Linked DNA regions of Homo sapiens: region 1 is linked to region 2. Evidence: read pairs that join two places in POLR2A ChIA-PET (ENCODE). Cell type or tissue: PC-9. All regions are shown on one strand. Links, peaks and the distances in the headings refer to the core of each region. The heading gives the core; the rest is flanking DNA.

Evidence for each region. ChIA-PET counts read pairs that join two places held together with the same protein. Peaks named below come from ENCODE experiments on the same cell type or tissue, not always from the same donor. Only the 100,000 strongest peaks of a DNase experiment are listed, where the experiment ranks them.
Region 1: POLR2A ChIA-PET joins it to region 2 with 14 read pairs; 2 of 35 experiments call an interaction of 5 or more read pairs at or near these places.

Annotation. Positions count from the first base shown.
Region 1 is chr9:82,325,263-82,341,304 of GRCh38, reverse strand. All of the region lies in intron 4 of LOC105376107 (a long non-coding RNA gene), which reads right to left. Among named protein-coding and RNA genes, the nearest start is that of SPATA31D1, 340 kb to the right of the region's middle. RefSeq lists an enhancer at 8,184-9,327. In PC-9, for the core only: no CTCF peak of the experiment used is centred there; a DNase peak (open chromatin) is centred at 9,094; H3K4me3 peaks cover 1,084 bases; H3K27ac peaks cover 1,372 bases.
Region 2 is chr9:81,695,970-81,712,011 of GRCh38, reverse strand. The region is part of intron 1 of TLE1-DT (TLE1 divergent transcript); the gene reads right to left. Among named protein-coding and RNA genes, the nearest start is that of TLE1-DT, 14 kb to the right of the region's middle. In PC-9, for the core only: no CTCF peak of the experiment used is centred there; no DNase peak of the experiment used is centred there; H3K27ac peaks cover 294 bases.

The sequences.
Region 1 (16,042 bases), core at 5,219-13,218, 630 kb before region 2:
TTTAATTATTACTTGTTTTTAAACAAAATTCAACCCATGTTGTGGTGAAATGTCAACTGTTTTTGCCAATTATAACCGTTTGATGCCTGGACAAATAACAAAGTTTGCTCTATGGATTCCTTTTTACTACCATATTGCTTATTTCTAGTTAGAGGGGGGAAAAGATATGTAGAATATTTGATATATGAAGGGAATTTTAGAGCTCATGTTTCCAAGTCTCAAAGTCCATTAAACTGAGATCCAGAGATCTTCTCGAAAAACTGTTGCGACATGAGAAAAGACAAAATGATATGAAATCTGGAGTTCTCCAACATCACCTTAACCAGGTCACCCTACAATGATGATACTGCCAATTAATCCCACTCACATGCTTAGAGCTTCCAATAAGTGATGTGCCCCTACTTGGAAATATGAGCAGACATCCAAGGACTATCAAATACTCTAAGGCTATAAACAGAGTGATAAAGATATTGGAATAGACATATTAGAGAGTGATCAGTAGGGGAGAACCAAATGCTCATCTTCCATACTGGGAAGTCAACAAATAATACCTAAAATGTAAATACCCAAAGAATAAGGTAAACAAGTAAAAAGTGATAGACTCTAGGTGGGGGAATTGAAGAAAGGAAACTAGGCACTGATTAGCCTTAACCTGCCTTGTGGAAATAGCTGGCCCTCTGAACTAAGTGCATGCATACAAAAATGAAAATTTTCTTAAGGAACAAGTAGAAGTTATCTGAGATGTTAACAGGATGTTAAGAGGAGGACCAGCAGGAGGGTGTCCTAGGCGAAGGCTGTGATGGAGTCACAGCATGGTATAGTGGGAGACTATGAGCAGAACCACACTGCTAAAACATTAAGTCTGGGTTATTGGGCAGTCTCTAGATAGTTTCTTCTACAACATTTGTACTTCCTCATCCACCATGGAGGTGACAGAAAGCAGTGCCAAGACTGTTGACAATCTGAGACCCTGAAAATGTGCACAGTGCTTCTCTGGCACAGCTTGAAACAAAACTGAACTGTTCAACCTGGTAAGATACCTCTAGTGTTTTGAAAGAGGTATGAAGTTTACAAATTGCTTATTAGTAGAGTTAAGTGTGCCCAGAACTAGGTGAGCCAGAGTGTGACTCCAGATAGAGGACCCAAGTAGGTGGCAATGCTGGTCTCGCTGAAGCTTGGTCGACAACCAGCATGCTCAGGCTGGGAGAGATGAATGAGAAGGAAAAGGAGTTTCCCTGGAGCCTCAGAACTCCTGTGCTTATGGTGGTCACTTAGAAGGAAGTTTTCTAGGGTCATAAGCGGATTTAGCTGGTGAAGATGTTTTGTTCCTTTCTTCTGGGTATTGAATTACCCATATTGTGAAAGGTTAAAAAAATAGTCATTAAGTTAAAATGAAAAAGTCTGGCTTATAAAGGTCAAAATTGCAAACAGGTAATCAAAAATTAAAGGATAAAATTTAAATAGCAAGCACTAGAAATAACAGAACATTATAACCAATTTTTAAAAACTGTTTTTGCAAGTGCTATGTGTATTTAAGAGGACAAACATCAAGGATAAATTGTGTGCACTTACAATAACAACAGGGGGAATTAGAGACAATGGAAAAGGAAATCGTAGAGACACTAAAAAATTACTTGCAGCTGTCTTTACAAATATAAAAGACTAGAGATTTGTCTGATTTAGGGATCAGATTCCTTCTACTGAAAGCATGAGAATTCGGAAGTGAACAGATAATAGTGCTACTGCTGATAAAGATAGAGTATCTTTCATCTGATAAATCCAGACAAGAAGCATCAGAAAGAAATGGGAAAGAAACAGACAGGTTTTTAAGAGATTCGTTTTTGAATTTGTGTTATTTTCATAAAAAGCAAGGGGCTTAGACAGTGACTATCATAACTGAATGGAATCATCCCTGCTTTAAGAAAGGTAACAAAACAGTTTAATTTTGGTGAAAGAACAACATTTAGGAAGGATGTAATCAGAAAGGAAATAGCATATGTACCATGCCTTTTGATACAGGAAATGAACTGTTAGATTAGAATCTACTCCCAAGTTCCTCTCTGAAAATTGTGAAAACATACAGGCATAATTGCAACTGCCCAAAGATAAAGAGGATACTCCTGGCCCTACCCCATAGTTCTGAAGCTTCGGTTTGATTTATTTAAAATTTCTCTGATTTAATAATCTCTGAGGGATCATTATACCCACATTTGGATGCTGGAAGTAAAGTCGAGTCATTTTGGAAAGCTTTGTTGAAGGTTTCACATGCTCTGTGAGGTTTCACCATTAGCTATGACCTTTAACTTTAGTATCCTTTAACAATAACAACAAAGTAAAGCCAAGCAAATATCCAGCCTTGCTCTTTCCAATGAGTGTATCTATTATATAGAGAGCACTTGTCTCTTTGGGGGTTTGGTTCTAGTCCTTGCCCTGATTCATTTCTAGTTTTAATCAGAAGATTTACCTCTTTTTACCTTTCCCACCCATCTTTAAATGTGAATAGTAAGACTGGCTCACTACACAGAAATTTTAGGAGGATAATTGTGTAAATTGCATTGACTTTGCTCTTTCCAGTTGGTGAATAAAAATGTTTATTTTTACAGAGCTTATTATCACTTTTTAAGTTTTAGAATTATAGCAACCTGACAATAAAATTACCCTGTTGAGAACTGGAACTTGGGGTGTATAAAATAACCAGTTTTAGTATTTTTTTCTTTTACTGCTAGTGTTAAAGTCTTACATCAATAAAATGATAAAATCCTCTCTCTCTCTGCATTTGTCTCTCTGTTTGTCTGTCTGGCTTTCTCTCTCATACACCCACAGATATAGACACACACATAAAATTTTCTAATTCAGTAAGTTTGTCTAAACATTTGAATGGTAAATTGTTAGGCTTAAAAGTTTCATTTTATAATAAATCTTCAGTCTTATAAAAACCCAGCTTTTTCTACTTAAAAAACGTTTATTTTATTCCTTTCTTGGGAAAACCTATCTCAGAAAATGATAACTGCTATGAATAGGAGTATACAAAGTAATTTAACAGAGAATTCAGACGTAGAACAAAATACATACAGGATACTAATTTAAATGTAGCATTTTTCATCCATGGAGAAAAGCAGGATTGCCTATATATGAAGTCAAAACAATTGAATAGCTGTTTGGAAATATGAAGGTTGAATCCTTCTATTATTCTTTATGCCAAAACAAATTCTGGCTATAACAAAGATTTAAATGTAAAAAGAATGAATCTTCAAAAGTTCTCAATAAAAGTTCAAATAAAATTATTACAATCTTAGAACATAAAAGGTCTTCTGGTCAAGGCACATGATGAAGAACATATAAAAAATAATGAATAATAAATTTAGCAGTATAAAAATTTTTAATTTCTATATGGAAAAATAAAATAATGGCAAAATAGGAAACATTTTTACAATATATATAAAATATTTTTCAATTTACATATATTAAATATCAGGATAATTTTCTTAATTTAAAAAGAGGTAATATAAACATATAATTTTTAAAAATAGAATAACTCAATCAAAAAATGAGCAAAGGATAGGCACACAGAAGACAAATACAAGAGAGCATTAATCATATGAAAAGTGACTAAACCTTATTCAAAGCTCAAAATGTAAATTCAGACAAATATGAGATGCTATTTTTACCCATTAGAATGGAAAAGATAGACAGAGACATAAGATTCCCTTGTATAAATAAAATATGTATTTTATATACAGAAGCACATACATATGTACATATATGTATGTGTACTGCCAATTTATGTATAGCAATTCTGTCTGACAAAGATATGTAAGACTTGATTGCCTTTAGAAAGAGAGCCCAATGTGAGAAAGAGAGACTTTTACTTTTTTTTTTAAATACACTTTATTTTTAGGTTCACAGTAAAATTGAGCAGAAAGTATAGAGGGTTCCCAGATACACAATGCCCCTGCACATGCATAGCCTCCCCGACTGTCAACATCCCCTACCAGATTGCTGCATTCTCCACAATGGATGAACCTACACTGATGCATCATTATCGCCCCAAGTCCATAGTTCACATTTGGGTTCACCGTTGGTGTTGTGCATCCTGTGAGTCTGGACAAATGTATAACGACATGGCTCCACCATTATAGTATTATACAGAAGAGTTTCACTGCCCTAAAATCTTCTGTGCTCTGCTTATTTGTCCCTCTCTCCCCCTAGCCCCAGGCAAACACTGACCTCTTTACTGTTTGCCTTTTCCAGAATGCCATACGGTTTGAATCATATAGTACATAGCCTTTTCAGATCGACTTTTTTCACTCAGTAGTATGCATTTAAGGTTCTTCTATGTCTTTTCACGGTCTGATCATTTATTTCTTCTAGTACTGAATAGTACTCCATTGTATGGATGTACCACAGATTATCCATTTACCTGCTGAAGAACATCTTGGTTGCCCCCAAGTTTGGGCAATTATGAATAAAGCTGCTCTAAATCTCTAGTTATAGGGGCTTTTACTTTTAATTTCTTATTTTTGACTATTATTTGAATTTTCTAATCAAGGGAATTTGTTTTAATGCTAACAAGCATGATGTGGGATGGTATGATGAGCCTTTTTTACTTATGCATTTTAATCATTCCGTTACCACCAACCTAATAAATGTTATTTTTAAAATTTATAGCTAGAAATCAGCAAACAGATAAACATATCAATAAATATGTAAGAGGCTATTCTATCTCACTTTCATATAGTTAAAATAGTAAGTATTGATGTAGTCAACACTATCCACTCTGCATAAAAGCAATTATTTCAGATCTATGCAATGGTTACAACAGCAAATCTAGAGAGATGGGGCAAAGGATGTCAGGTGGACAGAAGCCCCCACTTTTTTTTAGACTGTAACAGAGGACTTGAGGACTGGGAACAACATCCTATGCCCAGAGTGGCAAAACTTAGTCTTACAGGTTTGAAAGGATAACCACGCTTAAGTCAGTAATCTCCTCACTATGGAAACATTGGAGAATGGGGTCGAGAGAATCAGAAAACAGATCCACCTTTAAAAGCTTACCAAGCCACTAGGACCAGTCCATGATGAAGGAACAGGCAAGGAAATTAACATTTCTGGACACTTACTATGTTCTGCATAATACCTTTCCTACTGATATTGTAGTGCCGTAGTCAAATGGATCTAAAAAATGAGATTCACTCTGACTTCTAGTCTACTAAAAACTCTATGAAGTCCTACAGCAGAGAAAACTGTTTAATTTCACTTGACACAGTTTCCCAGAGTACTTTTCATACATAACCCCTTTTAACACAGGATAGAACACACTTGGGGAAGTACTGGTCTATTTCCTCTAACATATATTATTTTATTTGATCCTAATAATTATAGGAGAAATATCTTATTTTCTCCATCTTAAAAATAAGAAAATTGAGATTTCAAATATTTAGGTAACCTTGACCAAGATTATGCTAACCCTTATGTGAGATTCATACTCATGTTTTCTCAACTCTAGATTCCTCACCAGCTATTGTAGAAACCCATGAAAATCCACCCAGCTCAGAAATTACTCCAGTCTGGATCCCCTTATTCCACTTTGATATTTTAGGAATAAGGATATTCTATATAAAGTCAAAGCAATGACACTAGGGCCAAACCCAGGATTTGAGACTCCTAAGGCCATAATTTACAAACTATAAGATGCTTGCATAGGCTCAGTTGTAATGCAATAAAATATTGTGATTCTCTACAGATCAAATTATTCTCCTTACAAATCATCTGAATTTGTTGAGTTTGGTAAACCTTTGAGGATTTGCCTATATCTAGGAAATTCAGACCAGTCATGTAATTGAGTAGTCCCTGAATCATGATTAGACCTAATTCTAACCCTTATGTTCTCTTAGGCCCCACTGAAAGGTATCTGATACCTCTGTAGCAAAACACAGAGCAAAGAAAGGAGAAGAGAGGAAGAAAATCTGAACATTACTCTAAATTTCCTTGCTTACATGGGTTTTGGTCAGATATAACTCCAATTATTTTTCTCTGCATTAATTTCTCTTCTGGTAAAGTGCTTATAGAATTTATTTCCAGTTAAAGCTTTTAGGGTAGATCATTGCTCAAGCCATTTTCAAGCATATTAGAGAAAGCATTTGAAAATACACTATGGGTAGAAACTCAGATATGGCTCTTGGGAAAAAAACAAGATGACTTCATAGGTCTCCCCACCAACTCACCTAACTCCTGTGATTGAATTAATACAGAGGATAATGGGGGAAGAGGGATGGAAATGTGAGTTGTAACCACAATTTGAACTGCATACAGTTACATCATGGCATCAGTTTTTCCATTCAAGTTGGTAAATGGCTATACCCAGAGATATGTGAGCCCTTTCTGATGAGATACAAATCAATCCAAACTGTTATACAATTCTCTCTTCCAATAAATTTAAACCACGTCTTTCCTCTTCCTTCAGCCTTTGGTTCTCATTTTATTTCTAGCTCACCGTGGTCTGAGCTCAATTTTTAAGGGATTTGATCCAGTTGCCTGGCCCTGAAACTTGAAACAATTTTAAAAATAAATTCAAATTGTCAAATCCTAAGATCTGGTTGAGTGGGGTTTGCCACAGGATAAGGGAGGCAGAGAGTATAGGAGTATGTCTCACCTAAGTGGACTATAAGAAAAGTTTAGAGAATACCTTTGTCAGTTAGCTATTACAGCATTCCAAACCACCCCCATATTTAGTGGCCTAAAACATTATGCATTTTTATTGCTCACAAGTATATGGGAGAACTGGCCTTCTGCCCTTCTTGTTAGGAAAGTTCTTCTGGTCTTAGTTAGGATCACTCATACATCTGTGGTCAACTTGTGTTGTGTAAGCACTTTGCTGATCTTGTTCAGGCCCACTCTCATGTATAGAGGCTGGCTGGCTATCATAGAATGGCCTCAGCAGAGATGTCTCTGTTCATTCCAAGGTATTTATAGACAATAAACAACTATTGTTGTTTTTCTGTTTTAGAGAGAGGAATATTATGTTACTAATACAATATGTGAGTTAAGACATGAAGATGTGCTCCTTTAGGAGTGTCTGATCTTCCTGAGGCTAGCCCAGGCAGAGCCAGGGTCCAAAAGGGAATAGAAGCAAACAGGCCTCTTGAGGCCTAGGCTCAGAATTCACACATCATTTCTCTATCCATATTCTATTGGCCAAAGCAAGTAACAAGGATAACCTAGATTCAAGAGGTAAAAAAACAGACTTCACCTCATTGGATGAGCCTCAGAGGGTGTTGATACAGGGAGAAGTGAACCATTGGGGATGTCTTCACAATCTAATTATAATAGTATTTGATCTCTTTCCTTTTCTAGATGAATCTTGAGGCACTCTGGACGCAGCTAAAGGAACATCCCAGTATCCAGGGGAGGACAGAGGTAGAGTGCCATGATGCCTATGTTAGTCATCAATACAGCTCAAAATCAAGTGACTCCTCCACGAATAATGTAAGCTCTATAAAGGCAGGTGGCTCTTCTCTTTCTCTCTTCCTCTCTCCTTTCCTCCCTACTGAATGCCTATATTTTCAGAACACTGGATCAGATGCTGAATAAATGAATGAGTGAAAGGAAGCATTATGTGAGAGTGTCTATTGAAGGAGAGTCTGATGAAGAAAGTGAACCAAACTCAGCAGAGACTGGGGAAAGCAATAATGAAGTGATGCAAAAGCAAATAAGGAAAGCCCACCCTGGAGAAGAAACTCCTGAGCTCAAGTGAAATGACAGTGGTGATGGTATTTTTGAGGTTCATGCTGCTGCTGACTTGGCCATGCTGGGAATATTTAAACAGGAGGAATGAATCCACTGCAACGAATAAGTTGAACAGGAAAAAAACAGATTATGTAGCTCATTGTTCTAGAAAGCAGCTAATTCCAGGTGACTGAGAAAGAAAGGATATGGTGACTCTCTCTGGGGTGGATCTGGGGTGGGTTTTACTTACTGACCTGGGGGGCCTGGGAGACCCCAAAAATGTAGAGATCTGTCATTAATGTCAAGGTCCCTGCCACTGGGAGCAGTTTAGAAACAGACTTGTGACACACAAACTGCAGCCCACTAGGAGGAAAGGAAAGGAAAGCTATCACATGACAAGAGATAGGCCTTGGGAATCTGAACCAGTAAAGAGAAACTGGTGGCAATCACCAAAGGAGGGCCAAGGAGAAGTGAATCTTTAGTGCCTCAGGGATTCCCCAGATCCTCAAGGCCATGCACCTATTTGACTCCCTTGTCCTTTAGCAAGCAGATATGTGTTTTATCTCGTCAGTAAAATCTGCATTGCCAGGATGACAGTACTGACTTTCTGCAGGGTGCATAACAACTTTCCAACATGTTGTCAGAATGTGTCAGGTCGAGTTACGGTGATTCTATTTCATGAGGACGTGACACATGGCGCCATTGCTGGCGATTCAGACATTTCCTGTCAATGCCTGCCACTCAGGAATGGATGTGTAATCAAACCCAAGTCACAGCTAAGCTTTTTGCATGACAGTCACTTCCAAGTTTTACTTTTAATACCTAAGGTTTTGTGTTACTGATATTAAATAAAAACTCTTTGCAATGAATTTTAAATGAGGTAAAAGCTCTCACCAGAGATTTGTTAAAAGCAGATGAACAGCTGTTCTCTTTTCCCCCTTTTTAGTAGAAGAGCTTTAAATTATATATTAACCAAAAAGGTAAACAGAATAAAATGGGCAATTAAATATTAATGGAAGATGTAGTGGAATTGTCCTGTGCTGCACTTAAAACAGCTTGAATGATTGAGCTGTGAATTGCTCTCCCCGAGGTATTGAAATATTCATCAGTGCTATTTAATAAATGTTCATATTCGTAGGCACTCATGTTTACACTACAGCACTTGCAAGAGAGTGCTTACTAAAGAAAACATGCTAATGGAAGGTGAACTTTCCTGTACAGTGAGTCATCTTAAATTATACAGAGTGTGCGCCGAGGAGACAGGGAAATCTCTCCTCTGACAAATGAGAAGCTTGCATAAGAGAGGGATGTCTTTTGTTAAAGAGAATGGCTGGGGATGGCACAGAGGCATTGTGGCTCCAAGACTATTTTGAGGTTTTTAAAATTTTATCTGGTTTGCATTTTTAAAATGTTTAACCTTTCCTGCCTGAAGTAGAGCTTCATTCCAATGCTATTACTGTAAACTGCCTACTTTATGGGAAGGAATGCAAGAGATAGCAAAAAGAAACTGCAGTGGAAAACCCTTAAACAACCGAGGTAAAGCATTCCAGGTGACAATGGAGACAGAATCAAAGACACACACAGCATTTCCAGGCAGAGGCAGACACTGCCTCTTATGGCTTCCTCTCCGTGACATTTATTTAGTCATTCTTTCCCAAGAACTGTAAATATGGTATCACCTCAAGTAGGGAGCTTGATTGTTCTCGTAAGTTAAACAGGATCAGAGCTGGTCAATACCTTGGAATTGGCCTATCTCTAGGGAAAATATTAAGATTTGCTACAGCAGCAGAGCTGTATTGCTGATGAGTGGTATAACCTAAAGGGAGCATGACAGTCCAACCTAGACACCTATTTACAGGCAGTTACATAGTCACCAAAATCCAGCAGTACCATTGGTTGGATTAGGGTCAATTGGGATGGCCCTGCATCATCCTAAGATTAACCATAAAAACTTGAGACATGTTTATTCAGTAAGAAAAGGGAATCTCAGTTCTCAGAGTAACAAAAACAGCCATATAGAGTACTGTGGATTGACTTTGGTCTCAATGTTTTATTCTTCTGACACATACCTGTGTCATTGATTCACAGTGGGTAGAAAATACCTCTCTCCCCTTGACGGGGGATTGGCCATGTGACTTGCTTTGGCCAATGGAGTGTTGGAGGCCATGCAATGAAAAAATGTTTAAAATTTTCATGCACAGTTGAGCTGGTTCTCCTGTGCCCAGGCCTTTTGCCATAAGAAGAAAATGTCTCCAGTAGCTGCTAGTCCAAGAAGGATGAGAGACACTATGGCACAAAGCCCAACTGAATCCTCCTATATCACGTGAGCTCTAATTATATACAGATGTGCAAACAAGATGCTAATTTTATATGCCAATGAGTTTGGGGATAGCACTATTATGGCACTATTAAGGTCAGCAAGGATCATTCCAAGGTATTTATAGACAATAAACAACTATTGTTTTTCTGTTTTAGAGAAAGGAATATTATGTTACTAATATAATATATGAGTTCAGACATGAAGATGTGCTCCTTCAGGAAAGGACACTGCCTTTTATCTAAGGAGCCTTTTAAACTAAGGAGCCTTCTTTAGTTTCTCCTTTTCCTTGTACATCATCCTTTCAAAAAGGTCACCAAGTCCTGTTGACTCAAATACTTGAATACATCTTATTCTTTCCATTTGCACGGCCACTGCCTGCTTCCAAACACTGTAGTTTTGATTATTACAATAGCCTGCTCAGTTGTCTTTCCAATATCTACATTTCTGTCAGTCATGTTTCCAACAGATCATGGAAAACTTCCTGATTGTATCACTATCTTCTCTAAATCACTTTAATAATAATAAAGACACCTATCAATGATTGCCAATCAAGTACAAATGCTTTAGAATGTCTTTCCATGACACTGAAGATTTTTCCCAAAGTACCCTTCCATCTGTATCTCCAGCAATTTCTCCTTAATCTCCATCCTAGATTATGGAATTCCCAGGTTATTTTTACTTCTACAGCTTCATTCCCCACGCTCCTTCTTTTGCCAAGCATGCTGTTCTCTCTGATTCCCTTTCTGATTTATCCTCAAAGTTCCAATGGAATCACAGGTCACTCCTTCCTTTGGACTACGATAAGACCTTGGAAGAGCATTTATCCCATTTTTTTTATAAATTCTGTTGGCCTGCCCAAGACTCTGAAGCATAATACAAACAGAAAAGACTTTGACTTAATTAAGAGATTCAAAATGAATGAAAGGAAACACTACCACTACCAGAAGGAAACCCAGGTTATATTTAACAATAATAATTTACTGAAAATAGTACCAAGTTATATCTAGGCATTTGTTTCTTTAACAGTTTCCTCTAAAATCCTTTATAAATATATTTTAAGCTAGAATTAGACTTAGTTGCTTAATAAAAGTTGTTTTTATACAAAAGGAAAATTAAATTTAAAATGTGGTATTATCTCTGTTGAGAAAGTTATAAGAATCCTTGTTTGTTAGACTATAAGACCATTGTTCAACTAATATCAAATATATTCCAGTTATCAAGAAAGAATATCATGAGTATAAACAAAGACACCAATCAGAATAATCTATTCTTTCAATATACTTTTATCTGCTGATTTTCTCCTAATACATTTGTAGCACTTGGATGTTGTGTAAGGTCTGTTTTCAATGTTCTATAAATAAATCAGGTATATGTTGAGTTTGGTAACTAGTTGAATGTCTACTTAAGTTCTGATAGTCAATGAGGCAAAACTCTCAGGACCAGTCATTTTACTGGTTAAACACCAGAGGCAAGAGTATTATACTCTACAGATATATATACATGAAACCTTGAAAAGAAGCTGACTGAGGCCATTTTGAGGCTACCTGAGGACTTGCTGAAACAAAGTAGAAAGATAAGGCAAAGGACAACAGAAGAGGTGACAGGGAGCGTGAACAAGACTGTGGGCCGTCAGCCCCCTTCTCCCCAGCATGACTGCCTTCTCCTGCAGCACAATTTGTGATGTTAAGAAAATCGTCCAACATTTGAACCAACTAGTCTGTCTTACATATCTCACTCTATACCTTTAAACCTATCTAGAGATCTAAACAAAAATACTTGCCTCTAACAGAGTGGGTTCCACCAAGCCTAGCCTTACAGTGAACACAAATGTATAGTTTTGTTCAAGAGACGAGGGGGACCTTGTTAGCATGAGTACCATAATAAGAGTACATTGAGGAAAAGTATTAGCACGTGTGCTGCAAAGCCTCCAGGAGGAAATTAGCTGTTTTAAACCATGGAACTAATGTGAATCATTGCTAATAGCTGCTTATTTATCACCAGCATAAAAAGATAATTTGCCTAAGCTAATGAAGTAATTCTAGCTTTTAACTGAATGCTAGTTATTAATTGCATGTTACTGAAAAATACAGAGGCATAAACTACGTGAAGGAGTGAGTACAACCAAACCATGCTAGTGTATTAATATTTCTTGATGCTGCTGGGTTAATATTCCAGTTTCATGAATTTGGAAATATCAAACTGTTTAAGAAGACTCCTGTGGAGAGAAAGAAAACCTGGATTCAGCACCTTTATAGAAACAATGTAAACTAATTTGGGCAGAAAAAGATGAGGTGTGTGTGTTTGTGTGGTGTGTGTGTCCTTTGCTTTTTCCTTCCTTTTCATTACAGGTGAGAAAATATCCTCAACAATAAAGTGTAGACATTGTAGTCAGTAGGCCTGATATTTAATCCTGGCTAATGCTTTCTAGTGGTATGGCCTTAAATTTGTTATTATTTGTTTCTGAGCCTTAATTTCTACCCTCTCTAAAATGGGATAATAATATCCAATGTAAAAGCAAACCAATCTGGCCAGGTGTGGTGGTTCACACCTGTAATCGCAGCACTTTGGGAGGCCAAAATGGGTGGATCATGAGGTCAGGAGTTTAAGACCAGCCTGGCCAACATGGTGAAACCCTATCTCTACTAAAAATACAAAAATTAGCTAGGCATGGTGGCAGGTACCTGTAATCCCAGCTACTCGGGAGACTGAGGCAGGAGAACCATTTGAACCCAGGAGGCGGAGACTGCAGTGAGCCAAGATTGCGCCACTGCACTCCAGCTGGGCAACAAGAGCAAAACTCTGTCACCCAAAAAAAAAAAAAAAAAAAAAAAGCAAACCAATCTATTGAGTAGTATTAATTTTCTGGATTATAAACAATTAACGGTTTTATAGGAGTTTTTTTCCTAATATATTTCTCCAAATCTACTGTGTAGAATCGACCTGTCCTTCTGGGTTGTGACTCCCTTAATGAAACTGTGGCAGATTCCATAATTGTCCAGTGAATATTGTTTATTAGAACAATCTTACTTCAGTATTAGAAGACATAGTCCTATCAAGAACTAAACATCAATCCCATATCTGATTCAGCATTTTTCTCCTGACTCCAGGGTAGGACAGACTGACTCTGGCAGTCTGGAGTTGAGTGGAGGGTGGTGAGCTCTTCATCTTCCCTACCCACCCACCCTACATCCTGCACCTTTCCCTTCTTTGTGTTGATTGCTCAGGAGTTGGACAAAAGTGAGAGAAAGAAAAATTAAAGTTCCAACTTGGCTAGGCAAGATTATATTCCTGTCCTTGGCTGTAATGACTGTTGCTCATATTAGTTTATGGACTCACTGAGATGGAGATAGCGCTAGCAGGCCCCACTGAAGGGGAGTTCACTCCCCATCCCAACCAATCTCCCAGATATGCATTCCACTCAGCCTCCACATGCTGTGGTAAGACTGTGGTATCCAGTCATATACCCTCCTCAGCCAACTCTCTAACCTGAGGTTACCATGGCCAGTGCCTAGTGACTGCCTACGACAGGCTAATCCTGTTCTAGTCCTTTGTGAATACAGTATCAGAGATCAAAACAGAAAAAGTTCTTCACCTCATCATATAGTTTGGAGTGTCTTATAGTCTAGTAAGGGTAACAAAGAAAATAAAATATACTAAAGAAAGAAAATATATTCGTTTAGATGGAGATAAGTGCTACAGAGAAAAAAAAGCAGGTAAGGGAAATGCTACAATTCAAATGACCAGAAGACCTCTCCAGCAAGGGTTCAGAACTGGGCTGAGGCTGAGATGGCTGAAATGGCAGAAGCAGGCTTCAGAAGGTGGATAAAAACAAACTTCACTGAGATAAAGAAGCATGTTTTAACTCAATTCAAGAAAGTTCAAAATCATGATAAAACAATGCACGAGCTGACAGCCAAAATAGCCAGTATAGACAGGAACATAACTGACCTGACAGAGTTGAAAAACACTACAAGAACTTCACAATACAATTATAAGTATTAATAGCAGAAAAGAACAAATAGAGGAAAGAATCCCAGAGCTTGAAGACTGTCTTTCTGAAATAAGACAAGCAGAAAAGAATAGAGAAAAAAGAGTAAAAAGGAATGAATAAAAACTCCAAGAAATATGGGATTATATAAATAGACCAAATCTACAACTGATGGAGTACCTACAAGAGACAGGGAGAATGGAATCAATTTGGAAAACATATTTCAGGATATTATCCAGAAGAGCTCCAAACAAGCTAGACAGGCCGACATTCAAATTCAGGAACTGCAGAGAACCCCAGTAAGATACTGCACAAGAAGAATATCCCCAAGACACATAATCATCAGATTCTACAAGGTAGAAATGAAAGAAAAAGTGTTAAGAGCAACCAAGGAGAAAGGCCATGTCACCTACAAAGTAATGCCCATCAGAATAACAGCAGCCTTCTCAGCAGAAAGCCTATAAGCCAGAAGAGATTAGGGCCAATATATATATATTTTTTTTTTTTTTTTGAGATGGAGTTTAGCTCTTGTTGCCCAGGCTGGAGTGCAATGGTGTGATCTCAGCTCACTGCAACCTCTGCCTCCCGGGTTCAAGCAATTCTCCTGCCTCAGCCTTTTGAGTAGCTGGGATTACAGGCACCCACAACTACGTCTGGCTATTTTTTGTATTTTTAGTAGAGATGGGGTTTCATCACGTTGGCCAGGCGGATCTTGAGCTCCTGACCTCAGGTGATCCTCGGCCTTGGCCTCCCAAAGTGCTGGGATTACAGGCATGAACCACCACACCCAGCCTCAACATTTTTAAAGAAAAAACATTCCAACCCAGAATTTCAAATCTGGCAAAACCAAGTTTCATAAGTGAAGGAGAAGTAGGATCCTTTTCAGACAAGCAAATGCTGAGGAAATTTGTTACTACCAGACCTGCCTAACAAGAGCTCCTGAAGGAAGCATTTAATATGGAAAGTAAAAATTGTTACCAGCCACTACAAAAGCACACTGAAGTACACAGACGAGTGAAACGATGAAGCAACAACATCAACAAGTCTGCAAAATAACCAGCTAGCATCATGATAACAGGATCAAGTTCACAAAGAATAATACTAACCTTAAATGTAAATGGGCTAAATGCCCCAATTAAAAAATACAGAATGGCAAGCTTGATAAAGAACCAAGACCCATTGGTATGCTGTGTTCAAGAGACCCATCTCACATAAGCTCAAAATAAAGGGATGGAGGAAATTTTACCAAGGAAATGGAAAACAGAAAAAAGCAGGGGTTGTAATCCTAGTTTCTAACAAAACAGATCTTAAAGCAACAAAGATCAAAAAGACAAAGAAAAGCATTACAAAATGGTAAAGGGGTCAATTCAAAAAGAAGATCTAACTATACTTAATGTATATACACCCAATTTAGGAGTACCCAGATTCATAAGACAAGTTCTTAGACCTTCAATGAGGCTTAGACACCCACACAATAATAATGGCAAACTTTAACACCCGCTGACAATATTGGATCATCAAGACAGAAAAGTAATAACGATATTCAGGACCTGAATTCAGCTCTGGATCAAGTTGATCTGATAGATATCTACAGAACTCTCCACCAAAAAACAACAGAATATACATTCTTCTCATCACCACATGGCACTTACTCTAAAACTGATCACATCATAGGAGGTAAAACTCTCCTCAGCCCATGCAAATAACTGAAATCACAACAAATAGTTTCTCAGACCACTGTGTGATCAAATTAGAACTCAAGATTGATAAATTCACTCAAAACCATACAACTACATGGAAATTGAACAACCTGCTCCTGAAAGACTCCTGGGTAAATACTGAAATTAAGACAAAAATCAAGTTCTTTGAAATTCTTGAGAACAAAGATACAATGTATCAGAATCTCTGAGATGCAGCTAAAACACTGTTAAGAGGAAAATTTATAGCACTAAATGCTCACATCAAAAACATAGAAAGATCTATTTTTCCACATCATCTCCAGCATCTGT
Region 2 (16,042 bases), core at 4,049-12,048:
TTTTTTTTTTTTTTTTTTTTTTTTTTTTTTTTTTTTTTAGCTTTTTTTTTTTTATTTTATTTATTTATTTATTTATTTATTTATTTATTTTTAATTTATTTTTTTATTGATAATTCTTGGGTGTTTCTCACAGAGGGGGATTTGGCAGGGTCATGGGACAATAGTGGAGGGAAGGTCAGCAGATAAACAAGTGAACAAAGGTCTCTGGTTTTCCTAGGCAGAGGACCCTGCGGCCTTCCGCAGTGTTTGTGTCCCTGATTACTTGAGATTAGGGATTGGTGATGACTCTTAACGAGCATGCTGCCTTCAAGCATCTGTTTAACAAAGCACATCTTGCACCGCCCTTAATCCATTTAACCCTGAGTGGACACAGCACATGTTTCAGAGAGCACAGGGTTGGGGGTAAGGTCACAGATCAACAGGATCCCAAGACAGAGGAATTTTTCTTAGTGCAGAACAAAATGAAAAGTCTCCCATGTCTACTTCTTTCTACACAGACACGGCAACCATCCGATTTCTCAATCTTTTCCCCGCCTTTCCCGCCTTTCTATTCCACAAGGCCGCCATTGTCATCCTGGCCCGTTCTCAATGAGCTGTTGGGCACACCTCCCAGACGGGGTGGTGGCTGGGCAGAGGCGCCCCTCACCTCCCGGACGGGGCGGCTGGCCGGGCGGGGGGGGCTGACCCCCCCCCCACCTCCCTCCCGGACGGGGCGGCTGGCCGGGCAGAGGGGCTCCTCACTTCCCAGTAGGGGCGGCCGGGCAGAGGCGCCCCTCACCTCCCGGACGGGGCGGCTGGCCGGGCAGGGGGGCTGACCCCCCCCACCTCCCTCCCGGACGGGGCGGCTGGCCGGGCGTGGGGCTGACACCCCCACCTCCCTCCCGGACAGGGCGGCTGGCCGGGCGGGGGGCTGACCCCCCCACCTCCCTCCCGGATGGGGCGGCTGGTCGGGCGGGGGGCCGACCCCCCCCACCTCCCTCCCGGACGGGGCGGCTGGCCGGGCAGAGGGGCTCCTCACTTCCCAGTAGGGGCGGCCGGGCAGAGGCGCCCCTCACCTCCCAGACGGGGCGGCTGGCCGGGCGGAGGGCTGACCCCCCCACCTCCCTCCCGGACAGGGCGGCTGGCCGGGCGGGGGGCTGACCCCCCCACCTCCCTCCCGGACGGGGCGGCTGGCCGGGCAGAGGGGCTCCTCACTTCCCAGTAGGGGCGGCCGGGCAGAGGCGCCCCTCACCTCCCAGACGGGGCGGCTGGCCGGGCGGGGGGCTGACCCCCCCACCTCCCTCCCGGACGGGGCGGCTGGCCAGGCGGGGGGCTGACCCCCCCACCTCCCTCCCGGACGGGGCGGCTGGCCGGGTGGGGGGGCTGACCCCCCCATCTCCCTCCCGGACGGGGTGGCTGGCCGGGCTGAGGGGCTCCTCACTTCCCAGTAGGGGCGGCCGGGCAGAGGCGCCCCTCACCTCCCGGACGGGGCGGCTGGCCGGGAGGGGGGCTGACCCCCCCACCTCCCTCCCGGATGGCACAGCTGGCCGGGCGGGGGGGGCTGACCCCCCACCTCCCTCCCGGATGGGGCGGCTGGCCGGGTGGGGGGCTGACCCCCCCCCCCACCTCCCTCCCGGACGGGGTGGCTGCTGGGCAGAGATGCTCCTCACTTCCCAGATGGGGTGGCTGCCGGGCGGAGGGGCTCCTCACTTCTCAGACGGGGTGGTTGCCAGGCAGAGGGTCTCCTCACTTCTCAGACGGGGCGGCCGGGCAGAGACGCTCCTCACCTCCCAGACGGGGTCTCGGCCGGGCAGAGGCGCTCCTCACATCCCAGATGGGGCGGCGGGGCAGAGGCGCTCCCCACATCTCAGACGATGGGCGGCCGGGCAGAGACGCTCCTCACTTCCTAGATGTGATGGCGGCTGGGAAGAGGTGCTCCTCACTTCCTAGATGGGATGGCGGCCGGGCGGAGACGCTCCTCACTTTCCAGACTGGGCAGCCAGGCAGAGGGGCTCCTCACATCCCAGACGATGGGCAGCCAGGCAGAGACACTCCTCACTTCCCAGACGGGGTGGCGGCCGGGCAGAGGCTGCAATCTCGGCACTTTGGGAGGCCAAGGCAGGCGGCTGGGAGGTGTAGGTTGTAGTGAGCCGAGATCACGCCACTGCACTCCAGCCTGGGCACCATTGAGCACTGAGTGAACGAGACTCCGTCTGCAATCCCGGCACCTCGGGAGGCCGAGGTTGGCGGATCACTCGCGGTTAGGGGCTGGAGACCGGCCCGGCCAACACAGCGAAACCCTGTCTCCACCAAAACCAGTCAGGCGTGGCGGCGCGTGCCTGCAATCGCAGGCACTCGGCAGACTGAGGCAGGAGAATCAGGCAGGGAGGATGCAGTGAGCCGAGATGGCAGCAGTACAGTCCAGCTTCGGCTCCGCATGAGAGGGAGACCGTGGGGAGAGGGAGAGCGAGAGGGAGACGGAGAGCGAGAGGGAGACGGAGAGGGAGAGGGAGGGGGAGGGGGAGGGGGAGGGGGAGGGGGAGGGGGAGGGGGAGGGGGAGGGGGAGGGGGAGGGGGAGAGGGCGCTAGAGCCATTTTAGATGTGCAGGAGAAGAAATTCCCTCTCCCAAATCTACTGCCAGGCATACCCTCCAGCCATGTTTACCTCTCCCTTCCGTTGGTAAAGCCCACCGAAACTAACTCCAAAAGAGACTGAGAACCCTAGAAAGAACAGGTCTTGCTTCAAGCTGTTTCAATATCTTTTTTTTTTTTTTTTTTTTTTTTGAGAAGGAATCTGGCTCTGTCGCCCAGGCTGGAGTGCATGTTGCAATCTCGGCTCACTGCAACCTCTACCTCCCAGGTTCAAGCAATTCTCTGCCTCAGCCTCCCGAGTAGCTGGGATTACAGGTGCCCGCTACCACGCCTGGCTAATTTTTGTTTTAGTAGAGACGGGGTTTCACCATCTTGGCCAGGCTGGTCTTGACCTCCTGACCTTGTGATCTACCCACCTCGGCCTCCCAAAGTGCTGGGTTTACAGGCGTGAGCTACCATACCGGGCCTGTTTCAACATCTTTAAGAACTAGAAGTGAAGAAAAAGATGTTAGGTAAGAACCAGAGCATATATTGTTCAACTTGACAAATCTTGTACTTATCTAAAACGTGCTAATACTATGTTGCTTCTACTGTCTGTGAGCTCAAGAGAGAGAGTGCTTCCTTCCCAGGCTTTTCTGCTGCTCCTGGGTAATAGAGATCCTAATATCTTCTGATTGACCTTCTCTTTTTATTCTATTTATTTATTTATAATCTAATTTTAGAGACAGGGTCTCACTTTGTCTGTAAACTTCAACTCCCGGGCTCAAGCCATCTTCCTGTGTTAGCCTCCCAACTAGCTAGAAATATAGGCGTGTGCCACCAAACTCAGCTATTTTTTTTTTCTTTTTGTAGAGATGAGTGTCTCACTCTATTATTGCCCAGGCTGGTCTTGAACTTCTGGCCTCAAGTGATCCTCCAGCCTTGGCCTCCCAAAGTGTTGGGATTACAAGTGTGAGCCACCTCACCTGGCCCAAATTAGGTTAACAAATAGAAATTTTTAAATTTAAATTTTCATGCCATAAGTTTTTATACCTTTAGTGCTAATAAGTATTTGGAAATAATTAACACGTAGAAAACGAGTATTATTGGAAAAGTTCAGAAACAGTTGCTTAGGCCTAGCACAACGGCCAGATTATTTTTCATGAAGATATATCTGTGGTTTTTTTTTTAGCCTGCGTAGATAGGAGAGCCATTTTCCACGAGTAAAATTGTCTTCATTTGGTTGTGTTCTTCCAGGAGCACAGCATCAAGACTCAGTGACACTCATGACACCATTTCAAGTCACATGGCCTCACTAGTTCATCCAGCGCTCTCTGAAGCTAACCCTTATTTGATCCGTAGCATATATTCTGTGATAGTCTTCTACTATTACTTATAATTTAAAGTATGAGTTTTGGATTCCTGGCTATCCTGTATGTTTTGAGAGAAGAATTAACATTTATGTAATAGTTCCTTATGTCCTCAATACCTAGAAGAGAACTGTATTTTTTGGTAGATCTAAATAAACATATTGGCTGATAACTTGTTACCTGGAACAGATTATGCTTGAAAACTTTAACTTTCATTAACGCATACACGCCCATCCTTGAAAGTGGATATGGGGCAGCTAAATCTTGATGAGTAAGGGATTAGACAATGTCCACCTACTAAGGACCAACAGCCCAGGAGTTTGAATTCTACGAGGACCATGAGAGGTGTACAGCTGGACTTCGATGAGAAGGCCATTAGCCCCTAAAAGAATTGTCATAGCTTTTGGGGAGAAAATGCTTCACTAAAGAAATTCTATTTATTTTATGACAAGATGGGGCGCATTCAGGACGGTATGGCCTATTTATTCTATTTATTTTAAAGGCTTGCTGGACGCCATCTAGCCACTAGCAAACTGCAAACTATTTGCACTTTTCTGGGTCCCAAAGCCAACTTAAGAAGAGGCTGCTTCCCTACCATTCCTTGTACCTGTGAAAGAACTGTTTTTTTTTTTTTCTATACAGACCTCTGAGCTAAACTCAGTGAAACTAATTCCAACTTGGGGTACTTACTAATTATCTGTTGAGATTGTAGAACTAGGCAGTGTCCTATCAGAGTATTTTTCAAGAACTGAGAATGATAGTATTCATAAAACACATCAGGCTCTTTTTGCAATGGAAATAACAATTCTCAACATTAATCCCTTCCACCTGCCACCACCACCACCATCACTACCTTCCCACCTTTTCCTAATACCATCTTGGCTGCTATCTTCAATCCAAAAGGATGATGGGGAATAGAATATTCCCTCCTTATGAAAGAGCTTCCTAGGGCTGGGTGCAGTGGCTCATACCTGTAATCCCACCACTTTAAGAAGCTGAGGTATGAGGATCACTTGAGCCCAGAAGTTCAAGACCAACATGAGCAATATAGTGAGACTTCATCTCTCCAAAAAGTTGAAAAATTAGGCCTGGTACAGTGGCTCTACACCTGTAATCCCAGCATTTTGAGAGGCCAAGGTGGGTGGATTGCTTGAGCTCAGGAGTTTGGGACCAGCCTGGACAACATGATGAAACCCCGTCTCTACAAAAAATACAAAAATTAAGCCGGGCGTGGTGGCTCATGCCTGTAATCCCAGCACTTTGGGAGGCTGAAGTGGGAGGATCACGAGGTCAGGAGTTCAAGACCAGCCTGGCCAACATAGTGAAACCCTGTCTCTACTAAAAATACAAAAATTATCCAGGCATGGTGGCACATGCCTGTAGTCCCAGCTACTTAGGAGGCTGAGGCAGGGGAATTGCTTGAACCCTGGAGGCGGAGGTTGCAGTGAGCCAAGATGGTACCACTGCACTCCAGCCTGGGCTACAGAGTGAGACTCTGACAAAAAAAAAAAAAAAAAAATTAGCCAGGCATGGTGGTACACACCTGTGGTCCCAGCTACTTGGGAGGCTGAGGTGTGAGGATCTCTTGAGCCCAGGAGGTCGAGGCTGCAGTGAGCTATGATTGTGCCACTGCACTCCAGTCTGGGTGACAGAGCAAGACCCTGTATATATATTTAAAAAGTAGGCTGGGCATGGTGGTTCATGCCTGTAATCCCAGCACTTTGGGAGGTCGAGGCAGGCAGATCACAAGGTCAAGAGATAAAGACCATCCTGGCCAACATGGTGAAATGACATCTCTACTAAAAATACAAAAATTAGCCAGGTGTGGTGGTACGTGCCTGTAATCCCAGCTACTCGGGAGGCTCAGGCAGGAGAATTGCTTAAACCTGGGAGGTGGAGGTTGCAGTGAGCCGAGATTGCGCCACTCCACTCCAGCCTGGTGACAGAACGAGATTCCATCTCAAAAATAAATAAATAAATAAATAAAATAAAAATAATAAATAAGTAATAAATAAAATAAATAAAAAAAGTTTCCTAGCTCTAGCCTGGTACAATCGTGGACCTTCCAGTCCATGCTGTTCCTAATGCCTGCTAATGTATTATTATGTGAATATACCTATCGAAAAAAGAGGAATATATTCCAAAGAATGTATCTGAAAACATTGGATGACATATAACAAACTGCAAATCCTAAGGATGCCTCCCCATTTGACACTGAAGAAATTCTTACTAAGTGAAATTTAAGCAGAAACTAAATACCACCTTCTCCTCCTCCTTGTTCATTATTCCTTTCTCTTCTCCCCTCCTCCAAATCTGAGAGCTAGGCACTGCTTACAGCATAAAGATAGGCTTTGTTCTATCTTCCCAAATAGAAATTTTCTTAAATGGCTGCAATGGGGAAGGGAGTAATAGCAATGTAAAAGCTGGTAGAATTCGTCTAGGGATACAGCAGTGCTAAGCAATCTATGGTTTTTGTTTGTTTTGTTTTTTGCTTGAACTGTGTAGCCAAGATTGATTACCTGATGGTCTAATATTTCCTTACTGAGAAAAGCTAAATCTAGAGAAAAATCCCTTCTCCTTTTCTTTCATTTTTCACAAATGAAGGTTTTGTATTTTGATTTTTTTTTTCGTCTTTCTAAAGTAGGCCTGATTTCAAAGGAAAGATTTCAAATGAAAAAAGACACAAAGAAGAGGTTCTAGGAGTCTCCTGGTAGACAGAGAATTGTTGAGTTAAAAGATAATTGGGTTAGGCCAGGCGTGGTGGCTCACACGTATAATCCTAGCACTTTGGGAGGCTGAGGCAGGTGGATCACTTGAGGCCAGGAGTTCAAGACCAGCCTGGCCAACATAGCGAAACCGCATCTCTACTAAAAATACAAAAATTAGTCTGGCATGGTGGTGCATGCCTGTAATCCCAGCTACTTGAGAGGCTGAGGCCAGAGAATTGCTTGAACCAGGAGGCGGAGGTCTGAGTGAGCTGAGATCCCACTGCTGTACCCCAGCCTAGGTGACAGAGAGAGACTTTGCCTCAAAAAAAAAAAAAAAAAAAGATAATTGAGTTTGACTTCTACCACATAGCGGCAACCCATAGCCATTAGAATTCTTATTTAACCAGGGCTCATCAATTCTCCCTAAACCTTATTCACAGATTTGAGAGACCTCAGCCATCACTAATAAAATTGATGTGAAAGGAAAGTCTCCAGGAGGAAAAATGGAAGTTCCTAGTTAAAAACTAATACTAGACCAGATCATATTCCTTTTTTTTTTTTTGAGACAGGGTCTCGTTCCATCACCTAGGCTGGAGTGCAGTGGTGTGATCTCTCGGCTCACTGCAAACTCCGCCTCCCGGGTTCATGCCATTCTCCTGCCTCAGCCTCCCGAGTAGCTGGGACCACAGGCGCCTGCCACCACGCTCGGCTAATTTTTTGTATTTTTAGTAGAGACGGGGTTTCACCGTGTTAACCAAGATGGTCTCCATCTCCTGACCTCGTGATCCGCCCACCTTGGCCTCCCAAAGTGCTGGGATTACAGGCGTGAGCCAACGTGCCCGGCCTCAGATCATATTCCTGAAAAGAATCCAGCAGATATCTCATTGACTTCCTAATTTCTATACGTGTTTCTCAAGGTCTTTCTAACATACAACTTCATATTCATTGGGTGACATTCTTTGGATGGCCAATACTCATTGGATGGCATGACATTCAAGGAGAGCATATGTGAGACCTGATTCCATTAACCTCTCACTGATTAGCACCATTTGTTCTATTATTTAAATGGGCAACTCAGGGCAGTAGCCACCAAAAATAGCTGATGTATATTGTTCATTATTTGTTTTCACAGCCCTCTCACCCAAAGTTTGAAAGTTTGCATTTCCAGTTCCAAAAAGATATGTTCGTGCTGCTTTTTCTTTCTCTTTCTTTTTTCCTTTTTTTTTGAGACAAGGTCTTGGCTCTGTCACCCCGGCTGGAGTACAGTGGCACGATCTCGGCTCACTGCAACCTCCGCCTCCTGGGTTCAAGCAATTCTCCAGCCTCAGCCTCCTAAGTAGCTGGGACTATAGGCATGTGCCACCACACTCAGCTAATTTTTGTATTTTTAGTAGAGACAGGGTTTTGCCTGTTGGCCAGGCTGGTCTCCAACTCCTGACCTCAAGTGATCCACCCACCTCGGCCTCCCAAAGTACTGGGATTATAGGCGTGAGCTACCGCGCCCGGCCTCTAGTGCTGTTTTTTCATGAGTATGAAACAGTCTATGAATGGGTAGGGGGTGGGAGGGCATTCAAGGTCATTGGCTGCTGCCTTTCCCTGAGATCCATTTATCCTGCCCCCTAGAAATACCATGATGATGTCTTTCTTGGACCCTGGAGTTTTGGGCCATAATTGGACTAGAGTTTCACAGAACATTACTTTTGGAGTCCATGCTGCCCTGTGATTGTCCAGGATGCATCTCTAGTCAGGGTGTTATTTTCCCAGCACCTGCTGACCTCAGACAGGGCCTTCAACATGCCTCAGGCAAAAAAGGGAAAGGGAACAATGTTCACAAAGTTAAAACACTGTGTTAATTACTTTACTACCCTATCTCAGTTCTCCTCTTTCAGTCCAAGAAACCACCTTGAGAGACTGTTATTATCCTCATTTTATAAGTGAGGAAACTGAGGCCCGGAGAGTGGCAGTGGTTTGCCCAAGGTCAATCTAGTAAGGTGGGGGGTGGGGGGCGAGGAATTCCCTTTCAGGACCCTCTGTCTCCAAGCTTGGTTCTCTGTTTTTGGACCACTCTAGGCTTGGGGTGAGTAGATGGGCAGGGAGGCAGCTGAGAGATGCCATGAGATGTGGCAGACAGGATAGGGGTGCTGAGATTGGGGGTTCAGGTGGGGGCCTCAAGGCAGAAAAGAGCCAGCAGGGAAGGGAGCGACTACAGAGTTATTCAGAAATTCTCTGAAGAGCTTTGAATCCTACTGATTTGAAATTTAAGGTTAACTTCACCAAAGGCAGGGATTACGACTTCTCATTGCAAAAGGGATAAAGGAAAGAAAAATCTGTTCTGACATTATTGAGCAGACTATGTTGCCATTTTTCATGAGAACATGGTTTTGAGGACAATAACTTTCCAAGCTAGAGGGTTAATAATCAAATTGAAAAATCCTATAGCATAATTTAAAGCAATGTTTTAAAGCTGTGTGTTGCAACCTGTATGTGTGTGTATATGTGCACAACGCTTGTTTGAGATGTTTAAAATATACTTCTTTTTTTTTTTTTGAGACTAAGTCTGGCTCTGTCACCCAGGCTGGAGTGCAATGGTGTGATCTCAGCTCACTGCAACCCCCGCCTCCCCAGTTCAAGCAATTTTCCTTCCTCAGCTTCTGGAGTAGCTGAGATTACAGGCACCTGCCATCATGCCTGGCTAGTTTTTGTATTTTTTGTAGAGACAGGGTTTCACCATGTTGGCCAGGCTGGTCTTGAACTCCTGACCTCAGGTGATCCGCCCGCCTCGGCCTCCCAAAGTATTGGGATTACATGAGTGAGCCACCGTGCCCAGCCTAAAATTTACTTCTTACTACAGTTCATGGTTAAAGATCTTTAAAACTATTGATTTCAATAGGGCATTGCAGGCTAGAAACACATCCATTGACATTCAGCAGACCAAATGTTTCCAAATGTGACATCAGTACTCAGACTACACGTCTACTATTACCAAGATCATCCCAAACCATTGTTAATCACAGAACTTTAGATAGATAGATAGATAGATAGATAGATAGATAGATAGACAGACAGATAATCTTCTGCTTTTCCCCCCTTAATTATAGCATTTACCAAGTTGTAAATCATCCTTCCTTTCTTTGTGGAACTGCAATTTAGGGGATGAATTGGGTGTTGCCAGAAAGCACACAACTGAAGGTGGCCATGTTTTTCCACTGGCAGATACAGTTCTAGAGACCTGAGGCAGCTAGAATAGAACTATTTGCAGGAATATGAATTCTTAAAGTATCAACTTCACCTCAAAAGTACCAAGAGAAATCCTACCAAGCTTGTGGGCAAAATACATATACACATTTTTCTATCAGTAGATCCATGGGGAATGTGAGAACAGAGGAAGAAATGGCACTGGAAGACTAGCTAAGAAGTCAGCTGTGGCTACTGGCTGCCAGTGAACTCTCTAGAGCACCAGGATGGGACACCCAGCTCTCCTGCTTGTGACTCTAGGAAAAGTACTGGGCCCCACATGCCTTTTCAGTGAAATAGGGATGATAACAGTGCCTACCTAATAGAAATGATGTGGGAATTGAACAATGAGAACACATGGACACAGGAAGGGGAACATCACACACTGGGGCCTGTTGTAGGGTGGGGGGAAGGGGGGAGGGATAGCATTAGGAGATATACCTAATGTTAAATGACGAGTTAATGGGTACAGCACACCAACATGGCACATGTATACATATGTAACAAACCTGCACGTTGTGCACATGTACCCTAAAACTTAAAGTATAATTAAAAAAAAAAAGAAATGATGGGTACAGTAAATTACATCATATTAACATGTAAACTACTTAGAACAGCATCTGGCACATAGTAAGTACTCAATAAAAAATTATAGGCCAGGGGCTGGGCATGATGGCTCATGCCTGTAAACCTAGCACTTTGGGAAGCTGAGGCAGGAGGACCACTTGAAGCCAGGAATTTCAGATCAGCCTGGGCAACTTAGAGAAACCCTATGTCTACAAAAACAAAACAAAACAAAACAAAATAAAATAAAATAAAACAAAATAAAATAAATCTTTAAAAATGTCATGCAGGCCCAGCACGGTGGTTCATGCCTGTAATCCCAGCACTTTGGGAGGCCAAGGCGTGCAGATCACCTGAGGTCAGGAGTTCAAGACTAGCCTGACCAACATGGAGAAACCCTGTCTCTACTAAAAACACAAAATTAGCCGCCATGGTGGTGCATGCCGGTAATCCCAGCTACTCGGGAGGCTGAGGCAGGAGAATCGCTTGAACTCGGAAGGCAGAGGTTGCGGCAAGCTGAGATCACGCCGTTGCACTCCAGCCTGGGCAACAAGAGCAAAACTCCGTCTCAAAAAAAAAAAAAAAAAAGTCATGCCATGCATAACTTTAGAAAATGAATAGGCGCCGGGCGCAGTGGCTCACACCTGCAATCCCAGCACTTTGGGAGGCCAAGGCGGGTGGATCATGAGGTCAGGACCAGCCTGGCCAACATGGTGAAACCCCCTCTCTACTAAAACTACAAAAAATAAGCCAGGCATGGTAGCATGAGCCTGTAATCCCAGCTACTCAGGAGGCTGAGACAGGAGAATTGCTTAAACCCAGGAGACAGAGGTTGCAGTGAGCCGAGATCGTGCCACTGCAGTCTGGGTGACAGAGTGAGACTATGTCTCAAAAATAAATAAATAAATAAATAAATAAATAAAATAAAAAAGAAAGTGAATTGGATGAGAATCCAAAATAAAACTGGTACATGAAAAAAGGAATCCTATTTTTTTTTTTTTTTTAGATTGTGGTAAAATATAGATAACATAAAATTTACCATCTCACCTTTTTTTTTTTGAGACGGAGTTTTGCTTTTGTTGCCCAGGCTGGAGAGCAATGGCGTGATATCGGCTCACTGCAACCTCTGCCCCCTGGGTTCAAGCAATTCTCCTGCTTCAGCCTCCCACATATCTGAGACTACAGGCATGCGCCACCATGCCAGGCTAATTTTTGTACTTTTAGTAGAGACAGGGTTTCACTATGTTGGCCAGGCTGGTATCCAACTCCTGACCTCGTGATCCGCCCACCTTGGCCTCCCAAAGTGCTGGGACTACAGGCGTGAGCCACCGCACCCAGCCTAATTTACCATCTTACTAATTTTTTTTTTTTTAAGACATCTCATTTTGTCATCCAGGCTGGAATGCAGCGGTGTGATCTGGGCTCACTGCAACCTCTGCCTCCCTGGCGTGAGCGATTCTCCCACCTCAGCCTTCCCGAGTAGCTGGGACCATGCACGGCTAATTTTTGTGTGTGTGTGTGTGTTTTTTTTTTTTTTTTGTAGCGACGGGTTTTCGCCATGTTGGCCAGGCTGGTCTCGACCTCCTGGTCTCAAGTGATCGTGCCTCAGTCTCCCAAAGTGCTGGATTACAGGTGTGAGCCACAGTGCCCGGCCATCTTACCCATTTTCAAGCATACAGTTCGGTGCCACTGAGTGCATTTACCTTGTTGTGCAACCATCACTGCCATCCATCCACAGAACTGTTTCACCCTGCAAAGCTGAAGCTCCATACCCATTAAACAAGAACTCTCCGTTACACCCTACTCCCAGCCTTGGGCAACCACCATTCTACTGTTGCCTCCAAGAATGTATTACTGTAGGCCCCTCATATAAGTGGAAGCATTTGGCATTTTCTTTTTGTGACGGGCTTATTTAACTTAGCATAACGTCCTCAAGGTTCATCCATGTTGTAGCATGTGTCAGAATTTCCTTCTTTTTTGGGCCTATTGACTTTTAATCTGTCAATTCTTTTTTCAAATTTTCAGAAAGTTAAGATGTAAATATGATAATCCTCTCTTCTCTCCAGCAAAGGCAAAAATCACATCTCTTCAAACACTGCATTTACCTGCACATAGAAATGCGAATTGAAAACTGCTTAAGAAAGGTATCATTCCTTGAGGCAGGCTGTTTACATTAATCAACGTTTCTCTAATACTTGTCAGTGTTTTGTAACACTTTTTCAAGTGCCAATTGCAACTTGCTAGTTCTTCTGAAGTGTGGAGGCTGCAAACGGGGGAAACCAGGAATGGGAACTCTGTTCCCCTGGGGCATCTACTGCCATGGAGAAGCATCAATTCTTTTCATGGTTTCGTTTTACATAATAATTAGTTATGTGGATGGTGGCTCAAAGTATTGGATGGATGGATTATCACCATGTGTGAAAAGTCCTGGTTTCCCAGTATTTTCATATTTGCCTCCCTAAACACTCAAATTTTACATCACAAATAGAGGATTTAATCTGTTCACTCGTTAACTAGAATCTTGTTTACTAATGTCACAGAAAGTTTTCCCTTCAATAAACATAACAGTGATAGGAAAAACACAACATACTAAATAGCTATGATTAAAGGAAAAAAGAATTGATAGACGGGATATCCCAACTGTCATCTCTCAGATTATGCCTTGTCGTTTTTCACAACTTTTCTGGAAAACTGCTTATTTATTAGCACATCATGAATACATGCCCTTATGATTCTGCATGAGCACAACTTCAGTGTCCAAGATTTAGTGCTATTTTCATTTCTTTTTTTTTTTTGAGACGGAGTCTCGCTCTGTTGCCCAGGCTGGAGTGCAGTGGCGCCATCTCTGCTCACTGCAAGCTCCGCCTCCCGGGTTCATGCCATTCTCCTGCCTCAGCCTCCCAAGTAGCTGGGACTGCAGGCGCCCACCACCACACCCGGCTAATTTTTTGTATTTTTAGTAGAGACGGGGTTTCACCGTGTTAGCCAGGATGGTCTCAATCTCCTGACCTCGTGATCCGCCTGCCTCGGCCTCCCAAAGTGCTAGGATTACAGGCGTGAGCCACCGTGCCCACCCATTTTCATTTCTTTTCATGAGTAATATTTAAAGCTTGGTACACGCAATAATCTGTATCAGCATTACATTTCAAAATATTAAGGAAATTTAAAAATCAAACTAACAATTTCTAAGTTTCACTGCTAGGTCAAATGATGAAAAGGCTAGCAAAACAACTATTCATAATAGAAATATAGGGGCTGGGTGCAGTGGCTCATGCCTGTAATCCCAGCACTTTGGGAGGCCGAGGCGGGCAGATCACCTGAGGTTGGGAGTTCAAGACCAGCCTGATCAACATGGAGAAAACCCGTCTCTACTAAAAATACAAAATTAGCGGGGTGTGGTGGCCCGCACCTGTAATCCCAGCTACTCAGGAGGCTGAGGCAGGAGAATCACTTGAACCCAGGAGGAGGAGGTTGCAGTGATGGTGCCATTGCACTGCAGTCTGGGCAACAAGAGCAAAACTCCGTCTCAAAAAAAAAAAAAAGGCCGGGCGTGGTGGCTCACCTCTGTAATCCCAGCACTTTGGGAAGCCAAGATGGGTGGATCATCTGAGGTCGGGAGTTCAAGACCAGCCTGACCAACATGGTGAAACCCCATCTCTACTAAAAATAGAAAATTAGCTGGGTGTGGTGGCGCATGCCTGTAATCCCAGCTACTTGGGAGGCTGAGGCAGGAGAATCGCTGGAACCCAGGAGGCAGAGGTTGCAGCCGAGATCGCGCCATTGCACTCCAGCCTGGGCAACAAGAGTGAAACTCAGTCTCAAAAAAAAAAAAGAGAAAGAAATAAAGAAAAAAAGAAAGGAATAAAGGAATTAACGTTTATTTGCTGTTGCCTTATTCTTAACATAAAACAGTTTTCTTCTTTATTTTATAATAGATTTTCTGGTGATTCTGAGATTTATGGATCATAAAACAATGCTTTAGAGGATTATTAATGTAATACCCTAATGTATTTAAAGATTTACATTTTATATTAATTGGTAACTAATGGACATTTGGGACTCCTGAAGAAAACCAAACAAAAATAAAATATCATAAATAATAAAATAAAACTACTAAAAGATCCAGAGCAAAAACACTGGGTAATACTTCGGTTATTAGTATGACAGCTTTCCCATGATCAGGGGAAAAAATCATTTTTTCATATATATATGTATATACATATACATATATATACACATATATACATATATGTGTATATATGTGTGTGTGTGTATATATATGTGTGTGTATATATATGTGTGTGTGTGTGTGTGTATATATATATATATATATATATATTTTTTTTTTTTTTTTTTTTTTTTTTTTCCGAGACGGAGTCTTGCTCTGGCTCTGTCACCCAGGCTGGAGTGCAGTAGCAAGATCTCAGCTCACTGCAACTTCTGCCTCCTGGGTTCAAGCAATTCTCCTGCCTCAGCCTCCCGAGTAGCTGGGATTATAGGCACCCGCCACCACACCCGGCTAATTTTTTGTACTTTTAGTAGTGATGGGGTTTCACCATGTTGGCCAGGCTGGTCTCGAACTCCTGACTTCGTGATCCACCAGCCTCGGCCTCCCAAGTGCTGGGATTACAGGCGTGAGCCACTGCGGCTGGCCTCATACTTTTTCTTTTTTCTTTTTTTACTAGAAACATTACAAGTAAATCTTTTAACTATGAAGTGAATTCCATTATAATGCACAAAAAAAAGAGATGTAGACAATGAACCTAGAATTGTTTTCCCAGACTTTTCATCATGAAAAATTTTCAAACATAGAAATATTGAAAGAATAGTAAAATGAATAGCTATAGACATTATCCTGAAATTCTGTAATGGTTAACACATTGCCAAATTTGCTTTCTTTTTCTCTCTCTACATACACTTTTTATTTGCAGTTGCAGGTGTTATTTGAAGTTGTATGCTTCACCATCTATCTTCTCAGAATAACATCTTCCAAAATAACCACAATATTCTAACATCAAAAAAAGGAGAAGCATAATTCTATACTATCTATAAATATCCAGTCCAAATTAAAGTTGCCCAAGACATCTTGCATGTTTTTTTTTTAAATCCAGGGGCCAATAAAGATTTACACATTGCTTTTTCATTATATATCTTTGTTTTTAAGGAATAGTCCTTCCCCACTTCTCTCCTGTCTCTCTCGACATTAACTTTTTAAATAGCTCAGGCTAGCTGTCCTGTAGAATGTCCCAACATTCTGTATTTATTCCATTTAACTTGCTCAACTAGACTTAAAGTTTGTATTCTGGAAACGTGAAGGTACCTGGAACATACACTTGCACTCTAGTCCCCTTCCCATCCCGAGAGTTCGCCTGCCTTCAGCTCTGAAGAACATCTGAAGATCATCAATTAGTTGAACTCAAGCTTTAACCCTTCAATGATATGGCTGGCTTCAGGAAGAAAAGTTATTTAAATGATGCTGCCAAAGTGAAAGCTTTTAAAGGAAAAGGAAAGATGTCTCAGTTTAAAGTTGATTTCCTAGCAAGTCCTTGGCCTGCAGCAAAGGTGGCTCAAGCAGAGAACATTAAGGGGCCCAGGTCTGCTCTTGTTATGTGAATA